Regions from separate parts of the Homo sapiens genome. Here region 1 is linked to region 2. A link is an interaction called in ENCODE POLR2A ChIA-PET data of the cell type or tissue named here. Cell type or tissue: A673. All regions are shown on one strand.

What was found. Peaks named below come from ENCODE experiments on the same cell type or tissue, not always from the same donor. Only the 100,000 strongest peaks of a DNase experiment are listed, where the experiment ranks them.
Region 1: POLR2A ChIA-PET joins it to region 2 with 13 read pairs; 2 of 35 experiments call an interaction of 5 or more read pairs at or near these places.

The regions. Positions count from the first base shown.
Region 1 is chr4:152,698,566-152,706,565 of GRCh38, reverse strand. No RefSeq gene overlaps it. Among named protein-coding and RNA genes, the nearest start is that of TMEM154, 23 kb to the right of the region's middle. RefSeq lists an enhancer at 5,340-5,851. In A673, a CTCF peak has its summit at 408 (motif pointing right); a DNase peak (open chromatin) is centred at 7,155.
Region 2 is chr4:153,443,237-153,451,236 of GRCh38, reverse strand. No RefSeq gene overlaps it. Among named protein-coding and RNA genes, the nearest start is that of TMEM131L, 19 kb to the left of the region's middle. RefSeq lists an enhancer at 786-935. In A673, no CTCF peak of the experiment used is centred here; a DNase peak (open chromatin) is centred at 3,536; H3K4me3 peaks cover 679 bases.

The DNA.
Region 1 (8,000 bases), 740 kb after region 2:
TTTCCTGTATAGTTTGTACCTCTGGGTATAAATGAGTGCTATATCAGTTTGTGTCTTGCTCTCCCTTGAGGGAAGGGACTGTATTCACAGTGCCTTGCATGTTTCAGGACATAAACATTCATTTGCATGATTGAATGGATCACTTTATCACAACTTTGCATCCAGAGATCTGTGGTTTCCACAGCTACCAGTACCAGCTCATTTCCACCCTAGATGGGTCTGTGATAGTTGGGCCCCACAGAAAAAAGATCTTATTCAAGTTATCCCATAACCTATTTTTTTCATTTTTTCCTGCATCCTTGTAGTCCATCTGTTTTCACCATAACCCATTTTTGCAGTATAAGTTCCAAACTTCCCAGGAACCAAGATCAGTATAAGGCAGCAAACAAGAGAAACAGTAGATATTTTGCCAACAGGAGGAGCTGTTCTTGGCAGGCTAAAATCTGACACCACCTAGCTTTAACACCAATCCTAGTTTCAAGGGAACACTTGGGGTATTCAGTAGGAGGCCCTGGTTAATTCAGAATAGCTGCAGGGGATCTCCAGGAGAGAAGACAACTTGCATTAGCCTGTACTTATTAGAGTTTTATAGATAGTGATTAAACACTTGTTAAAAAGCAATTATTAAACAACTAAACACCTGCGAATGACCCCTTGAAGCATGCAGCCTGAAGACAGCAGGATCCAGTCATCTGCGAGCTTGCTGGAAATGCAGTCTCAAGTCCCATCCCCAGCCTACTGAATCAGAATCTGCATTTTACATGACCCTCTAATGATTTGTGTCCACATCAAAGGTTAAGAAGCACTGCCATAAACATTCTTTATTAATCTCTTAAAAGACATATTCTAAGAGTCAGTGTTATAAAAGTTGTCAGCAAACTACCGCTCCACAGGGACTTGCTTTGTCCTCAAAGGGCAAACAGTGGGAAATACTCATGAAATGAAAGGTGTCACTATTGACCTGTCCCATTCCTCCCAGTTGCTATCTGGTCCCTTCTCTTCCTGGCTCAAGTCAAGGGGCAGTTGTGATCTGAGAGGCTGTTGAAATAGAGGTAGTGGGGAGGAGCAGGGAGAAGTGGAGGGGTTGTATGGAGATGCGACCACCTCTCCTCGCAAATCTTCCTGCACTCTGTGGAGTGACTCTCCTGCTCCCACTGCAGCAAGTCAGAAGTGGTCAGAGCAAGAAGCCTTGGCAGCAAGGAGTGCTGGGTGTTTTCTGAAGGACCGCCAGCCCAGCTGGTTGAAGAGAAAGGCTTCCCCAAACCTGGAAACAATGTAAACATCCACCAACAGATGAACAGGTAAAGAAATTATGGCATAGCCATATGATGGAATACTACTCAGCAAGAAAACAGAATAAATTATTGATACATGCAGCAATATAGATAAATCTCAAGATAATTTTTCTAAGTGAAAGCAGACAGACCAGAGAGAGAAAGAGAGAGAGAGAGAGGGAGAAAGAGAGAGAACACATACTGTGTGATTGTATTTATGTAAAACTCTAGAAAATGCAGACTAATCCTTAGTGACAGGCAGCAGATTGGTGCTTCTTGGGAATGGGGGACAGGCAAGGGCAGGAGGGAGGGATGACCGAGGGGGCACAAGGAGACTTTTGGGGGTGATGGATGTGTTCTCTATCTTGATTTGGTGGTGATGGTTACCTGGGTATATATGAATGTCAAAATTTATCAAATTGTACAGTTAAATGCTCAGCTTATTTCATGTCAATTATACCTTAATAATGCCATTTAATAGACAGAGAGAGAGAGAAAGCTGCTGGTCAGAGTAGCCAAGATCTAGGAACAAACGACAAGAGAAAAATAATGGAGAGAAGCCTGGAAGCCCAGAGCTGGGGCAAGGTGGAAGCAGGAAGTCAGGTGCACATCCTGGCCCCCATTGGCCTCCGCGCGGTAGGGAAGTGGTCTGCCTTGGTAGGGCTCCACCCTGGGCATGGCTGACCGGACAGGAACTCATCTGGCAGAGCAATCCAGGCCCCACTTCATCTCTGGTCCAAAGGATTCTTTCCAGAACCAGTGGAAGGCTGGCTTCCAGAAACATATGCTTCCTGTGATGGAGAGAAGCCACCTTCCCAAACTGGCTCTGAAATGGACCTTGCCCATCATGGAAACAAGGGACATTTGGGGTCTATCCATTTGGAGTGATGCCTGGCTCTGCCTTTTCTAAGTCAAAGTCAGATGGCTGTTTGGCTGAAGAGTGCGGCATTGCTCACAAGGACAGTGGCCCCATGACATGCAGTACTTTTTTGGGATGAGGGAAGAATGGAGTTAGCTGGATTTGGGGGCCTACTTAAGCTTGTCAGGTGCTGACCACCTGGTAGGCAGGGCTGCTTCCAATCCCTTTCACCCTGGAGCCTAGGTGAGAAACGGCTTATGGTGGCCATGCTCAACCTCAGTGACTTCCACTCTCTGTGTGATCACTGAGGATATGTTACCGTGTATAAAGGGCAGCTCTGACAGAGCCCCTTCCCTGTCTATTTAGCCAGCATCCCAAGCTGGCTTTCTTTACTAGTGTCACTTCTGCTAACTAAGCAGCCATAGCAATTTCCTCCAGGGCTGGAAGCCTGTGGGAAACCTGCATTTGTTTCAGTGACTCTGAGAGGGGAGAGAGAAGCATGGACAAGCCCCACTGAAGAAGACTGAACATAGATACGGCATCACAGGAATTTACACCGAAGACAAATGCCAATGCTGGCTTCATATTTTGAAGATTAAAGTGTAATTTCCATATGGCAAAATTCATCCTAAGTGAATAGGTCAGTGAGTTTTGATGAATGTGTACCGTAGTGTAACCATCAGTAAAATTAAGATATAGATCCACTCCATTACTCCCAGGATTTTCTCAGATTCCTCTAGTCAACCCCTCTCCCCTACCCCCAGTCCCTGGCAACTACTGGTCTGTTTTCTGTCCCTAAATATTTGCTTTTGCATAAATAAAACTCTAGAAGATGCAGACTAAACCATAAATCTGTAATCAAATAGTATGCAGACTTTTGAGTCTGGCTTCTTTCATTTAGCATGTTTTTGAGGTTTATCCATGTTGCAGCATGAATCACTAATTCATTCCTTTGTATTACTAAGTAATATTTCATTGTACAGATGTACCATAGTTTGTTCATCCATTTCAGTTGAAGGACATTTGGGTTTCCAGACCTTGAAAATTTTAAATAAAGCCACCATTAACATTCATGCAAAGTTTGTTATGTGAACAAAGGATTTTATTTCAGTTAGGAGTGAGATTGTTGGGTCACATGGTAAGTGCATGTTTAACTGTAAAAAGAAACTGTCAAACTGTTTTCCAAAGTGGTTGTACCATTTTATATCCGATTAGCAGTAGAAGAGAGTTCCAACTGCTTCACAACATCCTGACCAGCACTTAGCATTTATTGTTAGTTAGTTTTTATTTATTTATTCATTTATTTAAATATTTTTTTGAGACAAGGTCTTGTTCTGTCGCCCAGGCTGGAGTGCAGTGGCAGAATCATGGCTCGCTGTAGTCTCCACCTCCCAGGCTCAAGCAATCCTCCTGCCTCAGCCTCCTGAGAGGCTGGAACTACAGGCCTGTGCCACTCACCATGTGTGGCTAATTTTAAAATATTTTGTAGAGTCAGTGATCTCTCTATGTTACCCAGGCTGGTCTTGAACTTCTGACTCAAGAGACCTCACTGGTATGAGCCATTGTGCTCAGCCAGTTTTTAAGCCATTTGGATGGTTGTGATGGCTCATGCCTATAATCCCAGCACTTTGGGAAGCCAAGGAAGGCAGATCACTTGAGTCCAGGAGTTCGAGACCAGCCTGGGCAATATGTCAAAACCCCATCTCTAAAAAAATACAAAAAAATGGGTGTGGTGGTTGGTGCACGCACATAGTCCCAGCTATTTGGGAGGCTGAGGTGAGAGAATCACCTGAGCCTGAGCCCAGGAGGCAGAGGTTGCAGCGAGCCGAGATTGCACCACTGCACTCCAGCCTGGGTGACAGAATTAGAGCCATCCTAGTAGCTGTGTGGTGGTATCCTGTTGTGTTTTTTGTTTGTTTGTTTGTTTGTTTGAGACAGAGTCTTGCTGTGTCACCCAGGCTGGACTGTAGTAGCTCGATCTCAGGTCACTGCAACCTCTGTCTTCCGGGGTTGAGTGATCCTCTTTCCTCAGCCTCTCAAGTAGCTGGGACTAAAGGCACACACCTTCATGTCTGGCTAATTTTTTTGTACCTTTTGGTAGAGACAGGGTTTCTCCATGTTGGTCAGGCTGGTCTCGAACTCCTGACCTCAGGTGGTCTACCTGCCTGGGCCTCCCAAAGTGCTGGGATTACAGGCGTTAGCCACCGCGCCTGGCCTTGTTGTAGTTTTAACTTGCATTTTGCCAATGGTAAATGACGTCGAACATCTTTTCATGTGCTAGTTTGCCATCCATTAAGTATTTACACATTAGGCCAGTGGCTTGATTGGGGTTTCTGAGGGAATGTCGAGGCAGAGCAGGGTGGACAGTGTGGTATTGGCTGGTTTAGATATAATTTTGGTGGGCTCCGAGCTGTAGTGGTGGTCCTAGGTTCCTGATACCAGGCCCGGGGATGATTAAATCATGGAATATTGCCTCCTGAGGGCCAGGTAGAGGAGATATGGCTCTGGACTGGTTAGTCTGCTTATCAAAGGCATGTTCCCCTCTGGGTCCTTTGCTACCTCTAAGAATTGGCTAGCTCCTGGAGGGGTAATCTCTCCCCAGCCAGAAAGGTTAAGATGTCAAAACATCACAATATACAGAAAATCTTAAACATATTTACAATATGTTGCAGGAAGTCAGGGATCCCAAATGGAGGAACCGGCTGAAGCCATGACAGAAGAACGTGGATTGTGAAGATTTTATGGACATTTATTAGTTCCCCAAATTAATACTTTTGTAATTTCTTATGCCTGTCTTTACTGCAATCTCTAAACATAAATTGTAAAGATTTCATGGACACTTATCACTTCCCCAATCAATACCCTTGTGATTTCCTATGCCTGTCTTTACTTTAATCTCTTAATCCTGTCAGCCGAGAAGGATGTATATCGTCTCAGGACCTTGTAATAATTGCGTTAAGTACACAAATTGTACAGCATGTGTGTTTGACCGATATGAAATGTGGGCACCCTGAAAAAAGAACAGGATAACAGCAATTGTTCAGGGAATAAGAGAGATAACCTTAAATTCTGACTGCCGGTGAGCCAGGCAGAACAGAGCCATATTTCTCTTCTTTCAAAAGTAAATGAGAGAAATATCTCTGAATTCCTTTTCTCAGCATGGAACGTCCCTGAGAAAGAGAATGCGCACCTAGGGGTAGGTCTCTGAACTGGCCCCCCGGGGCGTACCTGTCTCTTATGGTCGAGATTACAGAGGTGCAATAAACTCCAGTCTCCCATACCGCTCCCAGGCTTATTAGGAAGAGGAAATTCCCGCCTAATAAATTTTCGTCATACCGGTTGATCTCAAAACCCTGTCTCCTGATAAGATGTTATCAATGACAATGGTGCCCAAAACTTCATTAGCAATTTTAATTTCGTTTCAGTCCTGTGGTCCTGTGATCTCGCCCTGCCTCCACTTGCCTTTTGATATTCTATTACCCTTTTAAGTACTTGATGTCTGTCACCCACACCTATTCGCACACTCCCTCCCCTTTTGAAAATCCCTAATAAAAACTTGCTGGTTTTGTGGCTTGTGGGGCATCACGGATCCTACCAATGTGTGATGTCTCCCACGGACGCCCAGCTTTAAAATTTCTCTCTTTTGTACTCTGTCCTTTTATTTCTCAAGCCAGTCGACGCTTAGGAAAATAGAAAAGAACCTACGTGATTATCGGGGCAGGTCCCCCGATAACAATACACCATGGGAAATCTGCTACAGTGTTGAATTTGCGGTAGGAAGAAAAGCTACAGTGGAGAGTGGAAGATCACCAAAAGATCATCTCAGAGAGGATGTGAGTCTGGGATGGAGTTGGTTCAACATTAGGGCCAAGATATTATTCAGGAGAAATATTTTCAGCAAGGACCCAGTGGAAATGTAGCAATGTGGTGCCTGGCTCTCAGCCATCAGATGCCCAGCTGCCAATAGATGTCATGCTCCCTAACCTGCGAGGGAGGGGCTGTGAAGTCATTTTTAATCTGCATGCCCCACTCCCACAAGACAGTCTGACAGTGATAGATACAGCTCAAGAGAAGTGCTGAGAATGCCACAGGCTGACTCTCCCAGATAAAGAACATGAAATGATTTCATTACTTTTGCTCTCCCTGACAGCTCTCTAGAAAACAATCATTGGTTTAAGCAACCAGCCTCCAGGCCAGAACCAGCAGGCCTAGGGAAGGAGTGACTTTTTTGTTTTTCTCAGGAGGATTGTCTAGGTGAAGTGCTTAGGGCATGAGACCTGGGCCAGAAATTGCTTTTACTCTCATGGTCTTATTCTGAAGATTTATTTGCAGGCTTAGGGATGTTCTAGTTGCAAATAATTATCTTTGCTCAGTGAATGATTCCCCATCCTCATCCCTTACATGAATTCACATGAAAGAAGGCATATTTCTTCCCTTTCTAGCCCCAATAGCATTAGAGGTCACAGTTGGTTTTATTCTTGGGGATACAGAAATAGCCACCCATTCCCTTTAACTGGGTGCATGGTTTGGCCCAAGGCATGGGGTGTGACCGAATGAATTTACCCCAACCCAGGTCATTCACCTGATGGTTTGTGTTCTGCTGGAGAAAGATCTCCACTGGAAAAGGCCTGGACCTGAGGCTCATTCCAAAGGGCCCTGGCTTAACACTGCAGAATCCTCCTTCCAACCTGCACAGCTTTGAGCCTTCACTGTACCAGGGTCTCTAGAAGACTTACACGGATAGAGAATTTACTACTCTATCTAGGGCTTCGAACTGTAGCTATTAATTTTTGAATGTTTTTAAAGCACTACTGCAAAGTCTAAGTTTTGTTCATTTATTTCTTTAAGTATTTATTGTGGTATATATAATGTTGTTATAAATCATTTAGATTTATGAGTTGGTGTATTCCACTCTTATGCATGCCCTGCAGAGCCTAAGAACCCTAAAGAGATAATTATTATATATGCTCAGTTCTTAGACGTCCTTGAATAGTGTTCTCACCATGCATAGAAAACACGAGCCCCAGGGGAGTTTTGGTAGCCAGCTTGTTTTCTCCTTGAATTGGACATAGGTGGGAGGATGTTTTTTTCCTTCCTGCTCCCAAAGAACTCTTCTTTTCTTGCATAGAGAAGAATATAGAACTAAATATTTAATTAGGAGAATAAACACCAGGAGCTTGTAAAGAACTCAGTGTGAAGAGAGAAGGATAAGAAGTTTAAGGCAGGTGAAGAAGCTTCTTACACATATCTATCAAGAAAAATCATAACATTTTGTCCAGTCATGGTGGCTCACACCTGTAATCCCAGCAGTGTGGAAGTTTGAGGTGGATGGATGGCCTGAGCTCAGGAGTTTGAGACCAGCCTGGGCAACATGGTGAAACTCTGTCTCTAATAAAGAGACAGAAAAAAAAGAAAAGAAAAATCATAACATTTAGAAAAACAAAATAAAGAAAATGTAAAAGTCACCCATAATTTCACCACTCTGAGTTCATCATTGCTCACATTTTGGTGTATACTCTTCTAGGCTGTGTAGGTTGCAATGTGTGAATGTGCATTTTTGCATGCATGTGGTTTTTTTTTTTTTTTAACAAAAAGTAGTACACTGTGCATGATTGTAACTTGCTTTTTAAAATTCAAATATATTGCCTGACAAAGACAAGTAAAAATAAAATAAAATAAAATTCAAATATATCACAACCATTTTTTATGTCCATGTACAACAGCATAAGGATGTGCCACAATTTACCCAACTAATTCCCTCTAGGTTAGGTCTTTGCATCAAGCTAAATAGACAACCAATAAGTCCTAAATGATTCTGGCACCAAAGTTCAGAAAAGAGCTTTATGAATTAGAAAGAAATTAAGTGC
Region 2 (8,000 bases):
AAAAAGACGAAAATTAGCCAGGTGTGGCGGTGGGCGACTGTAACCCCAGCTACTCAGGAGGATGAGGCAGGAGAATCGCTTGAACCTGGGAGGCAGAGATTGTAGTGAGCCGAGACTGTGCCACTGCACTCCTACCTGGGTGGCAGAATGAGACTCCATCTCAAAAAAAAAAAAAAAAGACTATACCCTTTGCCACAACGGTATTCTTAGAAATTTATTTTGAGAAAATAATTTTAAATGAAAAATATTTTACCAGATATTTATGGCAAGGTTATCTGTAATAACTCCAAACTGGAAACACCCAAAATAAATCCAGTAACATGGAAATGGCAAAGAATACTACAATAACTTCAGTAAGAAACTACTCAAGACAATGACAAAGGATTTTTAAAATATTGTAAAGAGAAAAAAGCATAAAAGAATGTTATACACACACAGGAGGTTGGAGTAGAAGGGACTTGGAGGCTGTAAAGTTGAGTAAGAGTGGAGGAAAGCATTTCCCACATGAGCAGGATGTGGGGTTGGGGAGGCAGATCGATACAGTTCCACTTGCAAGGTGTGTGAGTGCTAGGATCAACGCTAATGACGATTGTCCACCTAAACACAAACCGAGAACCAAAAACCTTCGGATGCTGTGGTCATAAGCAATTTGTTAGTTTATGTATTTTTCTATCAAAAGATTTTTAATTTTCAATGGAAAGTGGGGAAAACTTGTGTGTGGTTTAATGGGATACAAACTGGAAGATTGTAGAGTGGGTCATCAAAGAGAAGTGATGGGTTGGGGCTGTGACCCAAATGGGAATGGAGTCAGCGACTGGACTCTTCTCACTAAAGGCATCTGTGGAGCAGGAAACTGGTACACAGGTCACTGGCTCGAAAGCAACAGGGCTCTGAAGAGGAAATGGCTAAGACAGTCTTTCTAGCTGTCAGAGGAAGTTGATGTAATGAAGACAGAACTCTGGAAAAATGTTGCTCAAATACTAAGACCAAATACTTCTGATCACCTCTGAAGAAGAAGCCCAAATCGTATATTAGAGTAAAAAGGTACAAGGTCGAGAGGATTCAATTAAATGTGTGTAGAAGCACTTTGCCAACAGAAAAATGCTTTATAAATCCTTGCCCTGAAAACTAGGGCTTCCCTCTACAAAAAGACTGCAGAGTTAGCCACAGTGTTCTTTAACTATACACTAAATCAGTTGATGGTTTTACAAAGTCTTTTTTTTTTTTTTTTGAGATGGAGTCTAGCACTGTCACCCGGGCTGGAGTGCAGTGGCGCGATCTCGGCTCACTGCAAGCTCCACCTCCCAGGTTCACACCATTTTCCTGTCTCAGCCTCCCGAGTAGCTGGGACTACAGGCACCTGCCACCACACCCAGCTAATTTTTTGTATTTTTAATAGAGACGGGGTTTCACTGTATTAGCCAGGATGGTCTCAATCTTCTGACCTTGTGATCCGCCACCTCAGCCTCCCAAAGTGCTGGGATTACAGGCGTGAGCCACCACACCCGGCCTTACAAAGTCTTATGGTTCTAATTTTGAACAATTAGATGGTATCTATTTGAACAATTAGATGGGATCATGATGGTAAAATCATGATCATCTTCCTATCTGAAGCTATGATATTATCTTGATTATTAAACCAGATTGACTTTTTAGTAGATTTTTGGTGACTTTAAGCCAGCCATAATTAAATTGATGATGTTGCAAATTAGTGAAATAGTATAAAAACACCAAATCAACCATGACTGCCTCAGTACTTTCATAGTTTGAATATTTTAAATAACATAATCACTAATTCATTCATTCAGGATAATCATGAGAGAAGTGCTGTGTCTATGTAAGTACAGTTGAAGTAGGAAACCATTAGAAAAGTACAGAACACTATAGACTTTAAGAAAAGAGAAGCCAGTGGGAGGCTGAGGCAGGTGGATCACTTGAGGCCAGGAGTTCAAGACCAGCCTAGACAACATGGTGAAATTCCAACTCTGCTAAAAATACAAAAAATTAGCTGGGCATGGTGGTGCACGCCTGTAGTCCCAGCTACTCAGGAGGCTGAGACAGGAGAATTGCTTGAACTGGGAGGCGGAGGTTGTAGTCAGCAGAATTTGCGCCACTGCACTCCACAGCGAGACTCTGTCTCAAAAAAAAAAAGAGAGAGAGAGAAGACAGGTGCAGTGGCTCACACCTACGGTTTCAGCACTTTCGCTTGAGCCCATGAGTTCGAGACCAGCCTAAGCAATGTAGTGAGACCCTGTCTCTACAATAAATAAAAATATTAGTCGAGCATTGTGTCCGTGCACCTGTGGTCCCAGGTACTTGGAAGGCTGGGACAGGAAGATCACTTGAGCCTAGGAAGTTGAGGCTGTAGTGAGCTGTGATTGCACCACTGCACTTCAGCCTGGGCTACAGAGCAAGACCCTGTCTCAAAAAGGAAAAAAAAAAAAAAAGAGAGAGATAGAGAGAGAGAGAGACATGAAAGCAAGACTACATTATATAAATCATTCTTTCTGCTAACCTCAATGTGCCAATAACTTACATCTTTTCAAAGGACAACGTTCAGTCTTTCTTGCCTAAGCTCAGCGTTTGGCTTCACAAAGCCTGCTGAATTATGCTAGCTTCATGCTTGCACTTACACGTGCTTACATGTTTCCTTAATGTTTGGCTCACCAGAGCCAAGAGTCCGTTTTTACCTCAAGCCTCAGGGATATCAGGTTTCAACTCATGTTGTTTGAATCTTGTATACATCCCTTTGTGCCTTATTAAAGTGAACATTTTCCATTTGACTTTCTGCTTGCCAATGGGTCTAGGGTTTTCTTTCTCTAATGTTGTTAAACATCCCCTGTAACATGAAGCCCAGATGTATGAGGGTATAGAGCCACGCTTCTAGCTGAGAAAAGTAGTGATCTCAACGAGATACCAATTTATCCATGTGATGAATGTACTGTTTCATTTTTGATGACCTTAATTTAGCATTTATCCCTGGGGCTGGGTTTTGTGTTGTCTTTATAAATACACTCTCTCACACACACAAAGAACCTAGTTCTTTTTAGGCACTTCTCCAGCTGTGAGTTTAGCATGGCTTCCTGCTAATGGGGAGACGGACAGAATTACGGCTCCAAACATTCCCCTGCCGCTGATCCAGAACATGTGTTATCATATCACACATTGTAAACTGATTCCAAATTCCTGCCATCCGGGCACAGCCTGCATTCCAAATTGTCAAGGCTCTGGGACAACGAACTGTAGAATAGAATTTGCCATGGTCCCCCCTTTAATTTGGTGTAAGCATGAATAAGTTTGTTAAAGATATTTTGCTTCTTTAGAATTTTTTTTTTCTGGAAAATAGCTATACCTTAGTGACAATGGGCTACCTAAAATTCCCCAGTCTCCTCAATTGTTAATGTCTCTTCCAATCTCTTGGTGAAGCTTGGTGATCAGGAAATAGGGCAAGATGAGGGGAGCTCACATTTAAGATAATAAAGTGACTCTCGTTCTACTGCTAAGAGACGTAAACAGTCTGACTATGGTAGTCTCATGGGAGTAAAAGTCTAGGATTTCAAATGCTGTATAAACAGTTGCAAAATCTCTGCAATTACTCTAACAAATGAACTCCTAGCACAGAAGACAGATAAGGAATAATATATTTTCAGCTCTGTGCCATTCCATATTGGAGACTGGAGTTTACTATCAATTTATTTATTTTTTTCCTTTTTTTAAGACACAGGGTCTTGTTTTTTTGCCCAGGCTGGAGTGCAGCGAGCAGCACAATCATGGCTCACTGCAGCTTCAAATTTCTGACCTCAAATGATCCTCCAGTCTCAGCCTCTCAAGTAGCTGGAACTACAAGTGTGTGCCACCACACCCAGCTAATTTTTTTTTTTTTTTCAGTAGGGACGAGGTCTCACTATGTTGCCCAGGCTGGTCTTGAACTCTAGGCCTGAAGGAGTCCTCCTGCCTTGGCCTCCCAAAGTGTTGGGATTAGAGGCATGAGCCACCGTGCCTGGCCTATCAATTTATTCTTTCCTTGAAGTAAGTGTGTAGATTAACAGAGTAACATGGCTAAAACTTGTCTTCATGTTTGTGACTTGAGAACTGGAAGTGGAAAGGGGGAGGAGAGGGACCAAATGTCACTAGCAACCTGCCATCGAGAATATGTTAAGGAGAAGCAGGAGGTTGATGGAATCTTCTCAGAGGTCCCTGGTCCCACAGTGTCTGAGGAGCCTCAATTTGGTGCCCATGGTGATACTATTTCATTCCAATAATTTCACTCCACAAGGTCTCTAATGTTTCTTTATGTGGTGAACATTTAGCTCATTCCTTTAAAAACACTAATTAATCATTTTAAATGGACATAAAATTGTATATATTTATCATGTACAACAGGTTTTGAAATATGTATACATTGTGGAATGGCTAAATGAAGGGAATTAACACAGATGTCACCACATATACTTGTTTTTTGTAGTGAGAACCCTTAAACTCCACTCAGCCATTTTTGAGAATACAAAGCCCATTCCTTTTGATCCAACTCTTCCTCATTAATCCTAAGAAATAGCTACATACGCACACACAGAAACACGGAGGTAATTAATACTTTATGATAAATTGGCTAAAGCCAGAGGGTAAACTGCCAGAGCATGCACTCAAAATTTATAGAAGAGGGTTCTGCATATTTTCAAATTAAATCTCATTACATATGTAAGAGTGCTAGTGTTATGCTGTAATAGTGGCTTGGTCTGATTTTCCCCAAATTTATTAGCTAGTGTTAGCTAATAAATAAATACAATCTGGCTAACAGAACAACTACGCCCAAACTATTTTGAAGGTGGTCTGGGATAACAGAGATATGATTCTAGTAGCCTTCACATGGCCTGGCTCCCAGGATTAGCTTATGGTCAACCAGTTGAGTGACTTCAGGCAGGCCACTGACGCTCTCCAGGTCTTTAGTTCTTTGATAGAAAAAATGGAGACATTGAAACATTTTAATGTCTATTTCTAGGTTGATCTCTTTGATCTTGATAAAACCTTTAGAGAATGAAAATAATAATATTTGAAGAAGAAGTATATATTATCAAAATAAACGAACTCTAACCTTATTCTATAATTTTTTTTTTTTTTTGAGATGAAGTCTCGCTCTGTCGCCTAGGCTAGAGTGCAGTGGCGCAATCTCGGCTCACTGCAATCTCTGCCTCCCGGGTTCAAGCAATTCTCCTGCCTCAGCCTCCCTAGTAGCTGGGATTACAGGCACAAGCCACCATGCCCAGCTAATTTTTGTATTTTTAGTAGAGAGGGGGTTTCACTGTGCTGGTCAGGCTGGTCTCGAACTCCTGACCTCATGATCTGCCGACCTCGGCCTCCCAAAGTCCTGGGATTACATGTGTGAGCCACTGCACCCGGCCTAGTCTATAATTTTTTAAAGGTATAATTATATCTGTTTAGGAGTGGTAATACATAAGGTTTTATAGGAAGGAACAATTCAAGTCTTTTTTTTTTTTTTTGAGACAGAGTTTCGCTCTTGTCTCCCAGGCTAGAGTGCAATGGTGCGATCTCAGCCCACTGCAACCTCCGCCTCCCAGGTTCAAGCAATTCTCCTGCCTCAGCCTCCCGAGTAGCTGGGATTACAGGCGTCTGCCACGACGTCCGGCTAATTTTTGTATTTTTAGTAGAGAGGGGGTTTCGCCATGTTGGCCCAGCTGGTCTTGAACTCCTGATCTCAGGTATCCACCCACCTCAGCCTCCCAAAGTGCTGAGATTACAGGGATGAGCCACCGCTCCTGGCCCAATTCAAGTCTTTTTAGGTATAATAGGTGTTTTCATTTACTGAAAAGTCAAATTATGAACAATGGCTGTAACACTAGGTTTAAACTGTGTAATTGTATAGCAAAAAAGTGGATTCTTCTTAAATATCAAGAAGTAAGTCTATATGTTAAAAGGGCCTTTTGAGAAATGTTCTCTCATGTTTTTTCTATTTATTTTAGTAAACAGATATTACGGTCAGCATTTGACTGTAAAAACCAATTGGACAAGCATTAGGAGATATACCTAATGTAAATGACGAGTTAATGGGTGCAGCACACCAACATGGCACATGTATACATATGTAACAAACCTGCACGTTGTGCACATGTACCCTAGAACTCAAAGTATAATTAAAAAAAAAAATTGGACTCATGGACATGAGTCCCAAGCCAGAACGTTGGAACTCTCTGGAAGAAAAGAGGTCTGCTCTAGCTGGTTGTGAGATGAGAGTATTTTCACAACCCCTTTTAGAAGAGCTGGAGAAATTTCTCCCACATAACTTCAAGGAGGAGGTTACTTGGTGGTGGTGTAAGTTGCAGACAAGGACAGATACAATTTATTTATTTATTTATTTTTGAGCCGGAGTCACACTCTGTTGCCCGACTGGGGTGCAGTGGTGTGATCTTGGCTCACTGCAACCTCCACCTACTGGGTTCAAGTGATTCTCCTGCCTCAGCCTCCTGAGTAGCTGGGACTACAGGCATGTGCCACTATGCCCAGCTAATTTTTGTATTTTTAGTAGAGATGGGGTTTCACCATGTTGGCCAGGCTGGTCTCGAACCCCTGACCTCAGGTGATACGCCCACTTCAGCCTCCCAAAGTGCTGGGATTATAGGCATGAGCCAACACACCTGGCCTGGACAGATGCAATTTAAACTAAAGAGGCCAAGGTAGGCCTCATTAAAAAGATGACATTTGGGCAGGAGTTAACCTTGCAGCTATCTAGGAAGAGCACTCCAGGTGGAGCACAGCCGAGGCTTTTGTGGCAGGAGAGTGACTTGTATGAGGCCAGTGTGACTAGTGCAGGATGAGGCCGAGAGTACAGAAGATGAGATGAGAGAGGAATGGATAGAGAGGCCTCTCTCATTCACCTGGCCTGTGGTTCCCCGCAGTGGTCACCACCAGAAAATGCTTGAACCACTTGCCATCACAAAGTCTTCAGATATTTCAAGATAGCGAATAAGAAAAGGGATGTTGAGGCTGGGCAAGGTGGCTCACGTCTGTAATCCCAGCACTTTGGGAGGCTGAGGCAGGCAGATCACGTGGTCAGGAGTTCAAGACCAGCCTGGCCTTGAACATAGTGAAATCCCGTCTCTACTAAAAATACAAAAATTAGCTGGGCATGGTGGCAGGCGCCTGCAGTCCCAGCTACTCAGGAGGCTGAGGCAGGAGAATCACTTGAACCCGGGAAGTGGAGGTTGTGGTGAGCGGAGATCGTGCCACTGCACTCCAGCCTGGGCAACAGAGCAAAACTCCACTTCAACGGAAAAGAAAAAAAGAACAGGGATGTTGAAAGTTCCATTGTGTTGATGCTCTGACTCAAGCTTCTCCCTCTGCGCTGGGCTGGCTCCTGCACCTGGGGATTCATGTGCAGACATTTCAAGAGCTGTTGGTAGACTCCTGAATGAGCTGACTCCACCAAAGGCCTTGCATTACCTAAAGTTACACAGCTGTCAACTCCCAGACAAGCACTCCTGAATCTGAAAGTGCCAGCTCACCTCTTAGAGTGCCAGAAGTTAAAGAATTTCTGGGGGTAAAAATTGGCATTTCTACTTACTGTGATCTGTTGTTGGTTTTTAGATAATTTCTATAAAAGGGAGAAAGACATTGAACTTTCAAAAAGAACGGAGGGAATCTCAGTTTCCCCTGGGCTTGACTGTTTCTCTTCTCTCTCCATGTGATCTCTCTGGGTTCCTCACCCAATCAAATGGTTCCAACTACGGCAGCCCAAACTGTATCTCTGGCCCCAACCTGTCCTCCAGGCTACCAGCTGCATATACAATGGCTCTCCCTGGAATGTGCAGGCTCCTCAAACTCAAAGTATTCAAAATTGAATTAATCATCTCTCCTTCCTTCCCCCTTCTTGCTTCTCTTCTTATATGCTCAAATGTTCAAATTCAAACTAAAAACTTGATGTAATCTTCAACTCCTTCTATTCTCTTAATCCTAAGAGTGCTACTCTGAATTTTCTCTCAAATGTC